Linked DNA regions of Homo sapiens: region 1 is linked to region 2. Evidence: read pairs that join two places in POLR2A ChIA-PET (ENCODE). Cell type or tissue: Caco-2. All regions are shown on one strand. Links, peaks and the distances in the headings refer to the core of each region. The heading gives the core; the rest is flanking DNA. Region 1 has its middle 5.2 kb from the start of CCDC9. Region 2 overlaps BICRA (BRD4 interacting chromatin remodeling complex associated protein).

What was found. Peaks named below come from ENCODE experiments on the same cell type or tissue, not always from the same donor. Only the 100,000 strongest peaks of a DNase experiment are listed, where the experiment ranks them.
Region 1: POLR2A ChIA-PET joins it to region 2 with 5 read pairs; 3 of 35 experiments call an interaction of 5 or more read pairs at or near these places.

The regions. Positions count from the first base shown.
Region 1 is chr19:47,247,591-47,255,073 of GRCh38, reverse strand. No RefSeq gene overlaps it. Among named protein-coding and RNA genes, the nearest start is that of CCDC9, 5.2 kb to the left of the region's middle. In Caco-2, for the core only: no CTCF peak of the experiment used is centred there; no DNase peak of the experiment used is centred there.
Region 2 is chr19:47,619,949-47,627,431 of GRCh38, reverse strand. All of the region lies in intron 1 of BICRA (BRD4 interacting chromatin remodeling complex associated protein), which reads right to left. Among named protein-coding and RNA genes, the nearest start is that of BICRA, 15 kb to the right of the region's middle. RefSeq lists enhancers at 1-540, 6,300-6,860. In Caco-2, for the core only: no CTCF peak of the experiment used is centred there; DNase peaks (open chromatin) are centred at 2,661, 3,211 and 3,815.

The DNA.
Region 1 (7,483 bases), core at 1,715-6,714, 370 kb after region 2:
ATGCCTGTAATCCCAGCACTTTGGGAGGCCGAGGCAGGTGGATCACAAGGTCAGGAGTTCGAGACCAGCCTGGCTAACATGGTGAAACCCCGTCTTTACTAAAAATACAAAATTTAGCCAAGCATGGTGGCAGATGCCTGTAATCCCAGCTACTTGGGAGGCTGAGATAGAGAATTGCTTGAACCCGGGAGGCAGAGGTTGCAGTGAGGCAAGATCGTGCCACTGCACTCCAGCCTGGGCGACAAAGTGAGACTCCGTATCGAAAATAAATAAGTAAATGAAATCATAAAATATAAAATAAGGCCGGGCGCGGTGGCTCACGCCTGTAATCCCAGCACTTTGGGAGGCCGAGGCGGGCGGATCACGAGGTCAGGAGATCGAGACCATCCCGGCTAAAACGGTGAAACCCCGTCTCTACTAAAAATACAAAAAATTAGCCGGGCGTAGTGGCGGGCGCCTGTAGTCCCAGCTACTTGGGAGGCTGAGGCAGGAGAATGGCGTGAACCCGGGAGGCGGAGCTTGCAGTGAGCCGAGATCACGCCACTGCACTCCAGCCTGGGCGACAGAGCGAGACTCCGTCTCAAAAAAAAAAAAAAAAAAAAAGTATATATATATATATATATATATATATATATATATATATATATATATAAAATAAACGTTCAACCGATAGAATCAGTCGTTCATTCTCCCAAATCAGCATTGACTGCCAGGCTGCGTGCTGGGAGGAAAAGTTGGTGGGGGAACTGAGATGATGAACAAAGCTGACCCCATCCTTGTCCTCCTAAGGGAAGACACAAGTAAATGGGAAATAGCAGCACCTGTGGGAGATGCCTGGCAAGAGGGGCAGGAGAGGCCGGAGGGTGAGAGGCTGCCTGTGCAGGCCAAGGACACAACCTATGCAAAGGCCCTGTGGTGAATGAGCTTGGTGCATTCCCAAAACTAGAAGATACTCAAAGCAACAGCAGCTGAATAGCTGCAGAGTCCAGGAGGTTACAGCATTAACCAAAACTTAGACATAATAAAGCTAGTGTGACAAGCCGACCAGGCGCTGTGGCTCACGCCTGTAACCCCTGCTACTGGGGAGGCTGAGGCAGGAGAATCACTTGAACCTGGGAAATGGAGGTTGCAGTGAGCCAAGATTGAGCCACTGCACTCCAGCCTGGGCAACAAGAGTGAAACTCTGTCTCAGAATAAATAAATAAATAATAAAGGTATTGTGACAAATGATGATGAATGCTACAGAATACCCTCAGTTAAGGTGAATGACAGTTATAAGTGGACAGACCAGATTGCCTGTAGTGCCAGTCATTTTATTTTGTGATTTAAGACATAGAAAGTGGAAGTACCTGGTAATTCCTTACCATTTCTAAGGCTACTGTTCACAGCCTTTCAGAGATACCAATGAAACTTAATCCTCTTATAATTGTCCAAATAGCAATCTATGCATGTAACGAAATTCACTTGAGGCCAGTGCGGTGACTCATGCCTGTAATCCCAGAACTTTGGGAGGCCAAGGTGGGCAGATCACTTCAGCTCGGGAATTTGAAACCAGTCTGGGCAATAGAGTGAGACCTAGTCTCCACAAAAAAAATTAAAAATTAGGCCAAATACAGTGGCTCATGCCTGTAATTCCAACACTTTGGGAGGCAGAGGTGGGAGGATCATTTAAGGCCAGGAGCTCACTCAAGGTCAGCCTGGCCAACATAGTGGGACCCCCACCTCTCTCTCTCTCCATATATGTGTGTGTATGTGTTTGTATAAATATATATATATATTTTGTTTGTTTGTTTGTTTTTCTAAGACAGGTTTTGCTCTTTTTGCCCAGGCTGGAGTGCGATGGCGCAATCTCGCCTCACTGCAACCTCCGCCTCCCAGGTTGAAGCAATTCGCTGCCTCAGCCTCCTGAGTAGCTGGGATTACAGGCATCTGCCACCATGTCTGGCTACTTTTTTTTGTATTTTTAGTAGAGACAGGGTTTCACCGTTTTGACCAGGCTGGTCTTGAACTCCTGACCTCGTGATCCACCTGCCTCGGCCTTCCAAAGTGCTGGGATTACAGGCGTGAGCTACCGCGCCCTGCCGACTGTTTTCAACACATGAACTTCGACGGACACATTCAAACTATGGCAACTGTTCTGACAGAAAGAGGCTGCCCAGAGCACCCTGGGGAGAGCTGACTTGATGGAGCCTGAGTGGTGTGTGTGTCACCGCTGCTGCCCTCTCCAGCCACATCACTCCCTTTTGTGCATCCTCAAACTCCGTGTTCTTATCCAGTGGTTCTCAATGGAGGTAATTTTGCCCCCTAAAGGACATTTCTCAATGACTAGGGACATTTCTGGTTGTCACAAGAGAGGGTCCTCTTGACATCTAGTGGACAGAGGCCAGGGCTGCTCCTGAACACCTTCCAATGCCCAGGCCAGTCCCCAAGATAAAGACTCAGCCTCGGCTGGGCGTGGTGGCTCATGTCTGTAATCCCAGGACTTTGGGAGGCCAAGGCAGGAGGATCATCTGAGGTCAGGAGTTCGAGACCAGCCTGGCCAACATGGTGAAATCCCGTCTCTACTAAAACTACACACATGCAAAAAGAAATTAGCCAGGTGTGGTGGTGTGCACCTGTAATCCCAGCTACTTGGGAGGCTGAAGCAGGAGAGTCGTTTAAACCCGGGAGGCGGAGGCTTCAGTGAGCCGAGATCGCGTCATTGCAATCCAGCCTGAGGGACAGAGCAAGACTCCACCTCAAAAAAAAAAAAATTATCCAAGAGTGTCAGTGCACGCCTGTAGTCCCAGCTACTCAGGAGGCTGAGGCAGAAGAATTGCTTGAATTTGGGAGGCAGAGGTTGCAGTGAGCTGAGATCCCGCCACTGCACTTTAGCCTGGGTGACAGAGCGACACACTGTCTCAAAAAAATAAGTACACACACACACACACAAAATTAGCCAGGCGTGGCCAGGCACGGTGGCTCACACCTGTAATCACGGCACTTTGGGAGGCTGAGGTGGGTGGATCACCTGAGGTCAGGAGTTCATGACCAGCCTGGCCAACATGGTGAAACCCCATCTCTGCTAAAAATGTAAAAAAAATTAGCCGGGCATGGTGGCGGGCACCTGTAGTCCCAGCTACCAGGGAGGCTGAGGCAGGAAAATGGCGTGAACCCAGGAGGTGGAGCTTGCAGTGAGCTGAAATCACGCCACTGCACTCCAGCCTGGGCAACAGAGCCAGACTCCGTCTCAAGAAAAAAAAAAAAAAGAAAAATCTATCCGGGCGTCATGGTGGACGCCTGTAGTCCCAGCTGCTTGGGAGGCTGAGGCAGGAGAATTGCTTGAACCCAGGAGACGGAGGTTGCAGTGAGCCAACACAGTGCTACTGCACTCCAGCCTCGACGACAGAGTGAGACTGTCTCAAAAACAAAAAACAAAAAACAAAAAAAAATTAGCCGGGCGTGGTGGTGCACGCCTGTGATCCCAGCTTACTCAGGAGGCTGAGGCAGGAGAATCGCTTGAACCTGGGAGGCAGAGGTTGCAGTGAGCCGAGATCACACCACTGCACTCCAGCCTGGCGGCAGAGTGAGACTCCATCTTAAAAAAAAAAAAAAGTAAATAACTAAAGTCAGCATATTTTAAAAAGTAATAATAATAAAATAAAATAAAATTAGCCAGGCATGGTGGCACATGGTCCTAGCTACTCAGGAGGCTGAGGCAGAAGGATTGCTTGAGCCCAGGAGGTCGAGATTGCAGTGAGTTATGATCCTGTCTTTACACAGTGAAAGACTCTGCAACACTGAAAGTGATCAATCAGCAGGGTGCAGTGGTGCACCAGCACTGGGGAGGCCAAGGTGGGAGGATCACTAGAGGCCAGGAGTTCAACGCCAGACTGAGCGACAACAAAGTGAGACCCCTGTCTCGAAAGGAAGGAAGGAAGGAAGTCAAGGCTGGGCACAGTGGCTCGCACCTGTAATCCCAGCACTTTGGGCGGCCGAGGCAGGTGGATCACCTGAGATAGGGAGATCGAGACCAGCCTGGCCAACATGGTGAAACCCCGTCTCTACTAAAAATACAAAAATTAGCCGGGCGTGGTGGCACTGGGCCTGTAATCCCAGCTACTTGGGAGGCTGAGTCTCAAGCCTGGGCAACAGAGCCAGGCTCTGTGGGGAGGCGGGGGAGGCGGGGGAAGAAAGAAAGAAAGGAAAAAAAAGGAAAAGTAAACAAGAACATGCATGAATCTTGCAAACATTAGGCTGCATAACAAAGGCATACAGACACCAAAGAGAACATATTTCATGGTCCATTTATATGAAATTCTAAAACAAGCAAAACTAATCTCTGGTGTTAGAATTCACGATAATGATTACCCTGAGGGTAATTAGGGTAATCAGGGTCAGGAAATGGGGCTAAGAACGTTCTGTTTCTCCACCTAGGTGCTGGTTACATGGAGTTCTGCACTTAAGAGTTTGGGAGGGGCCAGGTGCGGTGGCTGACTCCTGTAATCCCAGCACTTTGGGAGGCCAAGGAGGGTAGATCACTTGAGCCCAGAAGTTTGTCACCAGCCTGGGCATAGTAGTGAGACCCCTCCCATCCCCATCTCTATTAAAAAAAAAAAAAAAAAAAAGCTGGGCGCGGTGGCTCAGGCCTGTAATCCCAGTACTTTGGGAGGCGGAGCTGGATGGATCACGAGGTCAGGAGATCGAAACCATCCTGGTTAACATGGTGAAACCCCATCTCTACTAAAAAAAATACAAAAAATTAGCCGGGCGTGGTGGCATGCGCCTGTGGTCCCAGCTACTCGGGAGGCTGAGGCAGGAGAATGGTGTGAACCCAGGAGGTGGAGCTTGCAGTGAGCCGAGATGGCGCCACCGCACTCCAGCCTGGGCGACAAAGCGAGACTCCATCTCAAAGAAAAAAAAAAGTACCCACCTTGATCCTGAAAGAAAACAAAACAACGGCAAATCAGCAATAGAACAATCTTGAGCATAGAAAACCAGACTCCCTGAAGTCAGTGTGAATGAAGCTGAGATCAACCACATTAAACATTTCATGTGGCCGGGCACGGTGGCTTACGCCTGTAATCCCAACACTTTGGGAGGCCAAGGTGGGCAGACCACATGAGGTCAGGAGTTCAAGACCAGCCTCGCCAACATGGTAAAACCCCGTCTCTACTACAAATACAAACAAATTAGCCGGGTGTAGTGGTGGACACCTGTAGTCCCAGCTACCCAGGAGGCTGAGGCAGGAGAATTGCTTGAACCCAGGAGGCAGAGGTTGCAGTGAGCCAAAATCGTGCCACTGCACTCCAGCCTGGGCAACAGAGCAAGACTTCCTCTCACAAAAAAAAAAAAAAAAAAAAAAGGCTGGGCATGGTGGCTCATGCCTGTAATCCCAGCACTTTGGGAGGCCGAGGCGGGCAGATCACGAGGTCAGGAGTTCGAGACCAGCCTGACCAACATGGTGAAACGCTGTCTCTACTAAAAATACAAAAATTAGCTGGGTGTGGTGGCACATGCCTGTAATCCCAGCTACTCGGGAGGCTGAGGCAGGAGAATTGCTTGAACCCGGGAGGCAGAGGTTGCGGTGAGCCGAGATCGTACCATTGCACTCCAGCCTGGGCAACAAGAGTGAAACTCTGTCTCAAAAAAAAAAAAAAAAAAAAGTTGTACTCACTTTTTTCCCACATTTATATGGAATGAAAACTTGCCAATTTATTCTGGCCCTAGGTCTACTGCCAGTATAGCATTCTTTTTTTTTTTTTTTTTTTTTTGAGACAGAGTCTCGCTCTGTCACCCAGGCTGGAGTGCAGTGGCGCGATCTCGGCTCACTGCAAGCTCTGCCTCCCGGGTTCACGCCGTTCTCCTACCTCAGCTTCCCCAGCAGCTGGGACTACAGGCGCACGCCGCCACACCCGGCTAATTTTTTGTATTTTTAGCAGAGACGGGGTTTCAACGTGTTAGCCAGGATGGTCTCGATCTCCTGACCTCGTGATCTGCCCGCCTCAGCCTCCCAAAGTGCTGGGATTACAGGTGTGAGCCACTGTGCCCGGCCTAGTATAGCATTCTTACATGTTACATATAGTGGACTTGTCATACTTAATATGTGAACAGAATTTATTGGCAGTGTGGCAAATATTATAAAACCTAGTGTTTAATGTACTTGGGAAGAGTTTCCTTGTAGTAGTAACTACAGAGTTTAATGATAAGTAAACTCCCCTTAACAAAAACCTCAACCTTATTACTATCCCATTAACGACAAGCAAATACATTAAAAAAAAAAAAAAAAAAAAGGCTGGGCGCGGTGGCTCACGCCTGTAATCCCAGAACTTTGGGAGGTTGAGGCGGGCGGATCATGAGGTCAGGAGATCGAGACCATCCTGGCTAACACAGTGGAACCCCATCTCTAGTAAAAATACAAAAAAAAAAAAATTAGCCGGGCGTGGTGGCGAACGCCTGTAGTCCCAGCTATGTGGGAGGCTGAGGCAGAAGAATCGCTTGAACCCAGGAGTTGGAGGTTGCAGTGAGCCGAGATCACACCACTGCACTCCAGACTGGGCGACACAACGAGACTCTTTAAAAAAAAAAAAAAGGCCAGGTGTGGTGGCTCACACCTGTAATCCCAGCACTTTGGGAGGCCGAGGCGGGTGTGGGTCGCCTGAAGTCAGGAGTTCTAGACCAGCCTGGCCAACATGATGAAACCCTGTCTCTACTAAAAATACAAAAATTAGCCGGGCGTGGTGGCGTGCGCCTGTAATCCCAGCTACTCCGGGGGCTGAGGCAAGAGAATCACTGGAACAGGGAGGCAGAGTTGCAGGGAGCCGAGATCACACTCCAGCCTGGGGGACAGAGCCAGACTCTGTCTCAAAAAAAAAAAAAAAGAGGGCCAGGTGCGGTGGCTTATGCCTGTAATCGCAGCACGTTGAGAGGCCAAAGCAGGTGGATCACGAGGTCAGGATTTCAAGACCACCCTGGCCAAGATGGTGAAACCCGTCTGTAGTAAAAATACAAAAAAATTAGCCGGGCATGGTGGCGGGCGCCTGTCATCCCAGCTACTCAGGAGGCTGAGGCAGAGAATTAGAGAATTGCTTGAACTTGGGAGGCAGAGGTTGCAGTGAGCCGAGATCACACCACTGTACTCCAGCCTGGGCGACAAAGCGAGACTGCGTTTCAAAAAACAAAAAAAAGAGTCTGGAGCTTCAGGACTTCAAGGCTGCAATGAGCTCTGATCGTGCCACTGCATTCCAGCCTGAGCGGCGAGGGAGACCTTGTTCCTAAAAAAAAAAAGAATTGGGAGGCTTTAGAGAAGTGTGTAACTTATGCTACAGCTTAAACAATGGTCTCAAGAAATCAAAAAACAAATTTTACAAGTTCAAAAATAATCATAAAAAATACTTTGTGTTTATTTGTGGAATGGAGTTAAATTCTACCGTTAGTACGCAGTGGCTAAGGGCGGACTTGAAGATCTCCCAGGAAATTTGATAATCACGCCGGCGGACACGTT
Region 2 (7,483 bases), core at 877-5,876:
AAATGCAGCATTTCCGTTGACCTATGAATGTCATCTATTTAACCTCCAAGGAGGAAGTAGGCCTCTCTAGCTGATTAGGGAAACTGAGGCTGAACAAGGTAGGGGCCTTGTTCCAGTGCCACAGTTGGCTCTAGACCTACACCACACCCCCCAAATCCTGACTCCAGCTGGTCACCCATGTCTCTAGCTCAGGAACATATTGCTCTCTGAAAGAAGCTGAGGTGGCCATGATTATGTTAAAGAAGACATCAGGAAGCGTAAAAGGAGAAAGAGAGGCTGTGCCTCAGCCTGCAATGGCTCAGCAGCAACCCAGGCTGGCTCTTGGGGCAAGAGGAAAGGAGCTTCCCAGCTGTGGTCTTGGCCCCTGTACCAAGGGGGCAGCGAGGCTTGATGAATAAAAACCCAGGGTGGACCAAGCGCGGTGGCTCACGCCTGTAATCCCAGCACTCTGGGAGGCCAAGACGGGCGGATCACTTGAGGACAGGAGTTCAAGACGAGCCTGACTGACATGGTGAAACCCCATCTCTACTAAAAATACAAAAATTAGCTGGGTGTGGTGGTGGGCGCCTGTAATCCCAGCTGCTCCAGAGGCTGAGGCAGGAGAGTTGCTTGAACCCGGGAGGTGGAGGTTGCAGTGAGCTGAGATCACGCCATTGCACTCCAGCCTAGGTGACCGAGCGAGACTCTGTCTCAGAAAAAAAAAAAAAAAAAAAACCCAGGATGCAGCTGGACGTGGTAGCTCATGCCTGTAATCTCACTGCTTTGGGAGGCCAAGGCAGGCAGATCACCTGAGCCCAGGAGTTCAAGACCACCCTGGGCAACATGGCAAGACCCTGTCTCTAAAAAAAAAAAAAAAAAAACCAAAAAATTAGCGGGCCATGGTGGCACATGACTGTAGTCCCAGCTACTTGGGCGGCTGAGGAAGGAAGATTGCTTGAGCCTGGGAGATCGAGAGGTCGGGGCTGCAGCAAGCCAAGATCACACTACTGCACTCCAGCCTGGGAGACAGAGTCTCACTCTGTCTCCAAAACAAAACAAAACAGAAACAGGCTCCATCCAGGAAGCAGACCATCCAGGGAAGAGAGTGGGGGCTCTGCCACTTAGCAGCTGTCGGGCTCTGGGCAAGTCACTTAATCGCTCTGTGCCTCAGTTTACTCGTGTAAAATCGGGGTGCTCCCTGCACCTACCTCCTCCAGTCCTTCTGTGAGTGAAGGAGCTGATGCTTGTAAGTGGCCTAGACCAGAACCAAGCTGGGGCGAGCCAAGGTAAGTGCTGGCTGTGATTATCATGGTTATTGCCATCACGATCCGTGAACAGCTCTTAACTGGCTCCCCACCCCTCCTGAACCCCTTTGCCAAACTTTGGGATACAGAGTCAAGTGTGTGTTTCTCTGGGGAAAAGTCTGTGGCCTCTAAGCAGATTCCTAAAAGGACTGGAGCTCCCTCTTACCCCAAATTAAGAACCACCATTTGCTCATAAGACCCAGGGGCCAAGAAACAAAAGGCGCCTCTCCATGTCGAGCAAGGCAGCTGCCAGAGCTCTCCCTAACTACCAGCTCCCCGTGCCCCCGGCCCCCACACAGCCCCACGGCCTCCCTCTCCTCCTGTGTCTCTCAGCCCATCCATGCTGGCCTCCTGAACGCTTTCCCAATTGTACACACAACCTCTGCCTTCACACCCTCTCCACTTCGCAAACTGTGAGCAAACTTCACTTCTGAGCCCAACCCAGTACCACCTCCTCCAGGCTCTTCCAGAACCTTCCCTCACCTTCTTTCCTTTTCTCTCCTAAGCCTCCAACTCAGCTCAGAAACTCAAAAACCCAATCCAAACCCAACCCAATCTCCTCACGATCTGTATAAAGGTCACCTGGCCCCTCAATCATTCAGTATCAGTTAGGGGTTTATTCAGTCCTTGTCAGACCCTGAGGATGTCACCTAACATGGAAATAAGCTCAGTGAAGTGAAGGAAATTGGACGAGAAAGTCAAAGAGGGCTTCCCCGAGGAGGGAGCATTTAAGCAGAGACCTGCGAGATGTGGCCCCAAAAGAGTTGGAGGCCACAGTGAACCACAATCACGCCACCGCAATCCAGCCTGGGCACCAGTGAGACCCTGTCTCTTAAAAAAAAAAAAAAAAGGCCAGGTTGGTGGCTCACACCTGTAATCTCAACACTTTGGGAGGCTGAGGAGGGCAAATCACTGGAGGTCAGGAGTTCGAGACCAGCCTGGCCAACATGGTGAAACCCTATCTCTACTAAAAATACAAAAATTAGCTGGGCGTGGTGGCTCACGCCTGTAATCCCAGCTACTCAGGAGGCTGAGGCAGGAGAACTACTTGAACCCAGGAGGTGGAGGTTGCAGTGAGCTGAGATCACGTCACTGCACTTCACCCTGGGCAACAGAGTGAGACTCTGTCTCAAAAAAAAAAAAAAAAAAAAAAAAAGCCAGGTGCAGTGGCTCATGTCTGTAATCCCAGCACTGTGGGAGACTGAGTCAGGAGGATCACTTGAGCCCGGGAGTTCAAGGCCAGCCTGGGCAACATAGTGAAACCTCATCTCTGCAAAAACTTAAAAAATCAGCCAGGTATGGTGGCACATGCCTGCGGTCCCAACTACTCGGGTAGCTGAGGTTGGAGGAACGCTTGAGCCTGGGAGGTCAAGACAGGAGTGAGTATGATCACACCACTGCATTCCAGCCTGGGCGACAGAATGAGACCCTATCTTCCAAAGAAAAAAAAAAAAGTCAGGGCGTGGCAGTGGGAGGTACAGGCATAACTTGTTACTACACTTCAAAGACACAGCATTTTTTTACGAACTGAAGGTTTCTGGCAACCCTTTGTCCAGTGAGTCTATCTGCATCATTTTCCCAGTCACAAGCTCACTTCATGTCAGTATCAGCATATTTTAGCAATAAAGCAATTTTTAATTAAGGTATGTACACTGGTTTTTTTAGACATGATGTTATTGCACACTTAACAGATTGCAGTATCGTATAAACGTAACTTTTGTATCCACTGGAGAATCAAAAAACGTGTGTGGCTCGCTCTATTGTGATACTCACTTTACTGCACTGTCTAGAACCTAACCTGCCTGCTCTCTGGGGTATGCTTGTAGCAGGGGAAGATGACTCTGGGCAGAGTACAGTGCAGGCCGAGGTGGGGAGGCGGGAACCAGCTTGGTGAGTGAAAGGCAAGATGAAAAGGGTAGGAGATAAGCCAGGCCAGATCAGAAAGACTTTGTACGGAGCTGAAGAGGTTTTACCTGAGGGCACTAGGGAGTCACAATCTGCCGGGCATGTTGGCTCACGCCTGTAATCCCAGCACTTTGGGAGGCAGAGGTGGGCGGATCATCTGAGGTCGGGAGTTCAAGACCAGCCTGGCCAACATGGAGAAACCCCGACGCTACTAAAAACACAAAATTAGCCGGGCGCGGTGGTGCGTGCCTGTAATCCCAGCTACTCGGGGAGCTGAGGCACGAGAATCTCTTGAACGCCGAAGGCAGAGGTTGCGGTGAGCCAAGATCGCGCCACTGCACTCCAGCCTGGGCAACAAGAACTAAACTCGGTCTCAGTCTCAAAAAAAAAAAAAAAAGAGAGAGAGAGAAAGAACACTTCCTTCCACCCAGCTGCTCAGGGCAATGACCTTGGATCATGCTAGATTCCCTGTTTTTCTTACCCTACCCCCAAGCCCCAAAGCCTGCCCTAGAAGCTCCCTCCTCCAGGAAGCCTACCCTGATGCCTCCCCGCCTGACCTCCCCAGGCTCAGCTGGCAATCCTCAGACACTGATCTGGCTTTGCAGGGGAATGGGTGTGTTCCTGCCTCATCGCTCTCCCCAGTCCCTGAAGGCACAGCACCGGCTATTTGTGCTGGAGGTGAGAACATGGGCCACAGTCCAAGCAGTAGGAAGCCTGAGTGTGAGTCTGAATTAACCAGGAGGACGAAAATCCCAGCTCAGGCAGCAGCTCCCTGTGTGACCTTGGGAAGTCATTTTACCTCTGTGCCTCTGTGACAGGGAGATGGTGAACACCTGGGGGTCTGACCCTCATGAGGATTTGAAGTGAACTGTACTACCTGCAGCCCATGGAGCGCACAGCAGGGAGGAGCAGCAGGGAGGGACAGGTAACCAACAAGGCGACCCTCTAAACACAGCACTGGGAGGAAAAGCAGCAGGAGGAGAAACAGAAGCAGTATCCTTTCTGTAAAGCAAAAATCCATCGCACAAAGCAAGCAATTCACTCCAGCACAGGAGGTCGCTGACGGGGAGGGGAATGAAAATAAAAGGGAATTTTATAAATAGGAGTATATATTTTTATATATAATAATGTATAGTTTTATATTTCTATTATGTATTATGTAATGTCTAATATATGAGAGTACACACACACACACTTTTTTTTTTTTGAGATGGCCTCTCGTTCTGTCACCCAGGCTGGAGTGCAGTGGCACTATCTCGGCTCATTGCAACCTCCGCCTCCTGGGCTCAAACAATTCTCTGCCTCAGCCTCCTGAGTAGCTAGGATTACAGGTGCCTGCCACCATGCCCAGCTAATTTTTGTATTTTTAGTAGAGATGGGGCTTCACCATGTTGCCCAGGCTGGTCTTGAACTCCTGACCTCGTGATCCACCCACCTTGGGCTCCCAAAGTGCTAGGATTACAGGCATGAGCCACCGCACCCGGCCCACTCCTAAATTTTTTTTTTTTTTTTTTTTTTTTGAGACAGAGTCTCACTCTGTCACCCAGGCTGGAGTGCAGTGGCACAATCTCGGCTCACTGCAAGCTCCGCCTCCCGGGTTCACACCATTCTCCTGCCTCAGTCTCCCGAGTAGCTGGGACTACAGGCGCCAGCCACTACGTCCAGCTAATTTTTTGTATTTTTAGTAGAGACAGGGTTTCACCGCATTAGCCAGGATGGTCTCGATCTCCTGACCTCGTGATCTGCCCGCCTCAGCCTCCCAAAGTGCTGGGATTACAGGCGTGAGCCACCACGCCCGGCCCACTCCTACATATTTTTAAGCAGACTTTTGTTAGAAACCAAGTTACACTCAGGCGTGGTGGCTCATGCCTGTAATCCCAGCACTCTGGGAGGCCAAGGCGAGAGGATCACCTGAGGTCAGGAGTTCGAGACTAGCCTGGCCAACATGGCGGCGAAACCCCATCTCTACTAAAAAAGTATGGCCGGGAGTGGTGGCTCACACCTGTAATTCCAGCACTTTGGGAGGCCATGGCGGGCAGATCACAAGGTGAGGAGTTCGAGACCAGCCTGGCCAACATAGTGAAACCTGTCTCTACTAAAAATACAAAAATTAGCTGGGCATGGTGGTGCAGGCCTGTAGTCCCAGCTACTCGGGAGGCTGAGGCAGGAGAACTGCTTGAACCCGGGAGGTAGAGGTTGCAGTGGGCCAAAATCGCACCACTGCACTCCAGCTTAGGCAACAGAGTGAGACTTCATCTCAAAAAAAAAAAAATAAAGTACAAAAATTAGCTGGGGGTGGTGGTGCACGCCTGTAACACCAGCTACTTGAGAAGCCAAGGCAGGAGAATTGCTTGAACCTGGGAGGTGGAGGTTGCAGTGAGCCAAGATCGCACTATTGCACTCCAGCCTGGGCGACAGAGCAAGGCTCCATCTTGAAAATAAAAAGAAACTGAGTTAAAGAAGTCTCTCAATTCAGGCCGGGTGCAGTGGCTCACGCCTGTAATCCCAGCACTTTGGGAGGCGGACGCCAGTGATCAACTGAGGTCAGGAGTTCAAAACCAGCCTGACATGGTGAAACCCCCTCTCTACTAAAAATACAAAAATCAGCCGGGTGTGGTGGCATGTGCCCGTAATCCCAGCTACTCAGGAGGCTGAGGCAGGAGAATTGCTTGAACCTGGGAGGCGGAGGTTGCAGTGAGCCAAGATAGCACCATTGCACTCCAGCCTGGGCAACAAGAGCAAAATTCCATCTCGCATTTAAAAAAAAAAAAAAAAAAGACTAAAAAATTTTAAATACAAAAGCAGGACCATGGAAGGGGACATGCTTGAGAAGGTACAAAGCACTGGGAAGACATCAGGGGATTTTGTTCCTTTGGCTAACGAGACAGAAATTTAACAGAAAAAGACAACCCTGCACAAAACAGCCTTGAGACAGCGGGCAAACTGCAGGGTGGGACAGGACTTTTCCTGAGTTTTATCAACTCCAAGATGCGCATTTTTCACACTTTTGTCTCTGAAAAGGAAGCTGCATCTTACAACTGATGGCTGCTTAGCCCAGGAAATACCCTGTCTGGCTTCCACTCCCAGGTGAACTGCAGGAGAAACACCAGAACTCATGGAGCCTCGGTTTCCCCGCTGAGCAGTGGGGAGGTCAACAATCCTGACCTACCTCCCAGGTTCCCATTCATTCCCTCTTTGAACAGCACTTAGGGAGTGAGTACAGGACTCCAGGCTCACACAGAGGCACCAGGGAGGCAGCCAGGGTCAGGACAAGCAATGGCCGTAGACAGAGATCGAGTGGGGCTCCAAGACCCATGGCCGCCTTGACTGGATGACAGGCCTGCTGGGGAGCTCTGCTGCTGCCGGAAGAGGCCTAGGATTTAGGGCTGGGCTACCTGTGCAAAAGAACTACTCAGAGACAGCGCTTGATGAAAATGCTGTTTCCTGGACGCCACTCATCGGGATTCCCAGGAGTTTGGTCTGTGTGGAGCCCAGGGATGGTCATTTTTCACAAGCATCCCTGGTCATTTGGAAGCATGTGGGTTTTGTTCTTGTTTTTTTTTTTTTTTTTTTTTTGAGACAGTCTCACTCTGTCGCCCAAGCTAAAGTGCAGTGGTATGATCACAGCTAACTGGAGCCTCGACCTTCTGGGCTCAAGTGATCCTCCCACCTCTCAGCTTCCCAAGTTGCTGGGACTACAAGCATGCACCACCATGCTCGGCTACTTTTTGTATTTTTTTGTAGAGACGGGGTTTCACCATGTTGCCCAAGCTGGTCTCAAACTCCCGACCTCAGGTGATCCACCTGCCCTGACCTCCCAAAGTGCTGGGATTAGAGGTGTGAGCCACTGCGCCCTGGCCAGTGGGACACTTTTTGAGAAACACACAGGAACTCCAAAGACAGGGTCTCTGCTCCCCTTTCTCCATCCCTGGGACATGCCTGTCATCCACCCATCCATTCATTCAACAAGCATCTACAGAGCACCTACTGCACACCAGGAGCTGAGAACACAGGAAACACAGCCCTCCCTTCTCATCTTCTGCAGTTTGGAGCCTCATGAGAAAGCCAGGCTTGAAGAAATACTCACGGGAAAGAATTTCTTAAAGGAAGACACTCCCGATACACACACACCAACATCCCTGCATCTCAAAAGGATCATGCTGAGCCGAAGATGCTCAACCCAACGGACTCCACGGGGCAGGACTCCCCCTCTGTGAAATTCTAGAAGAGGCAAGGCTGACCCACAATGACAAGGCAAGCCAGTGACTGCTTCTGGGAGCAGGTACTGACCAGGA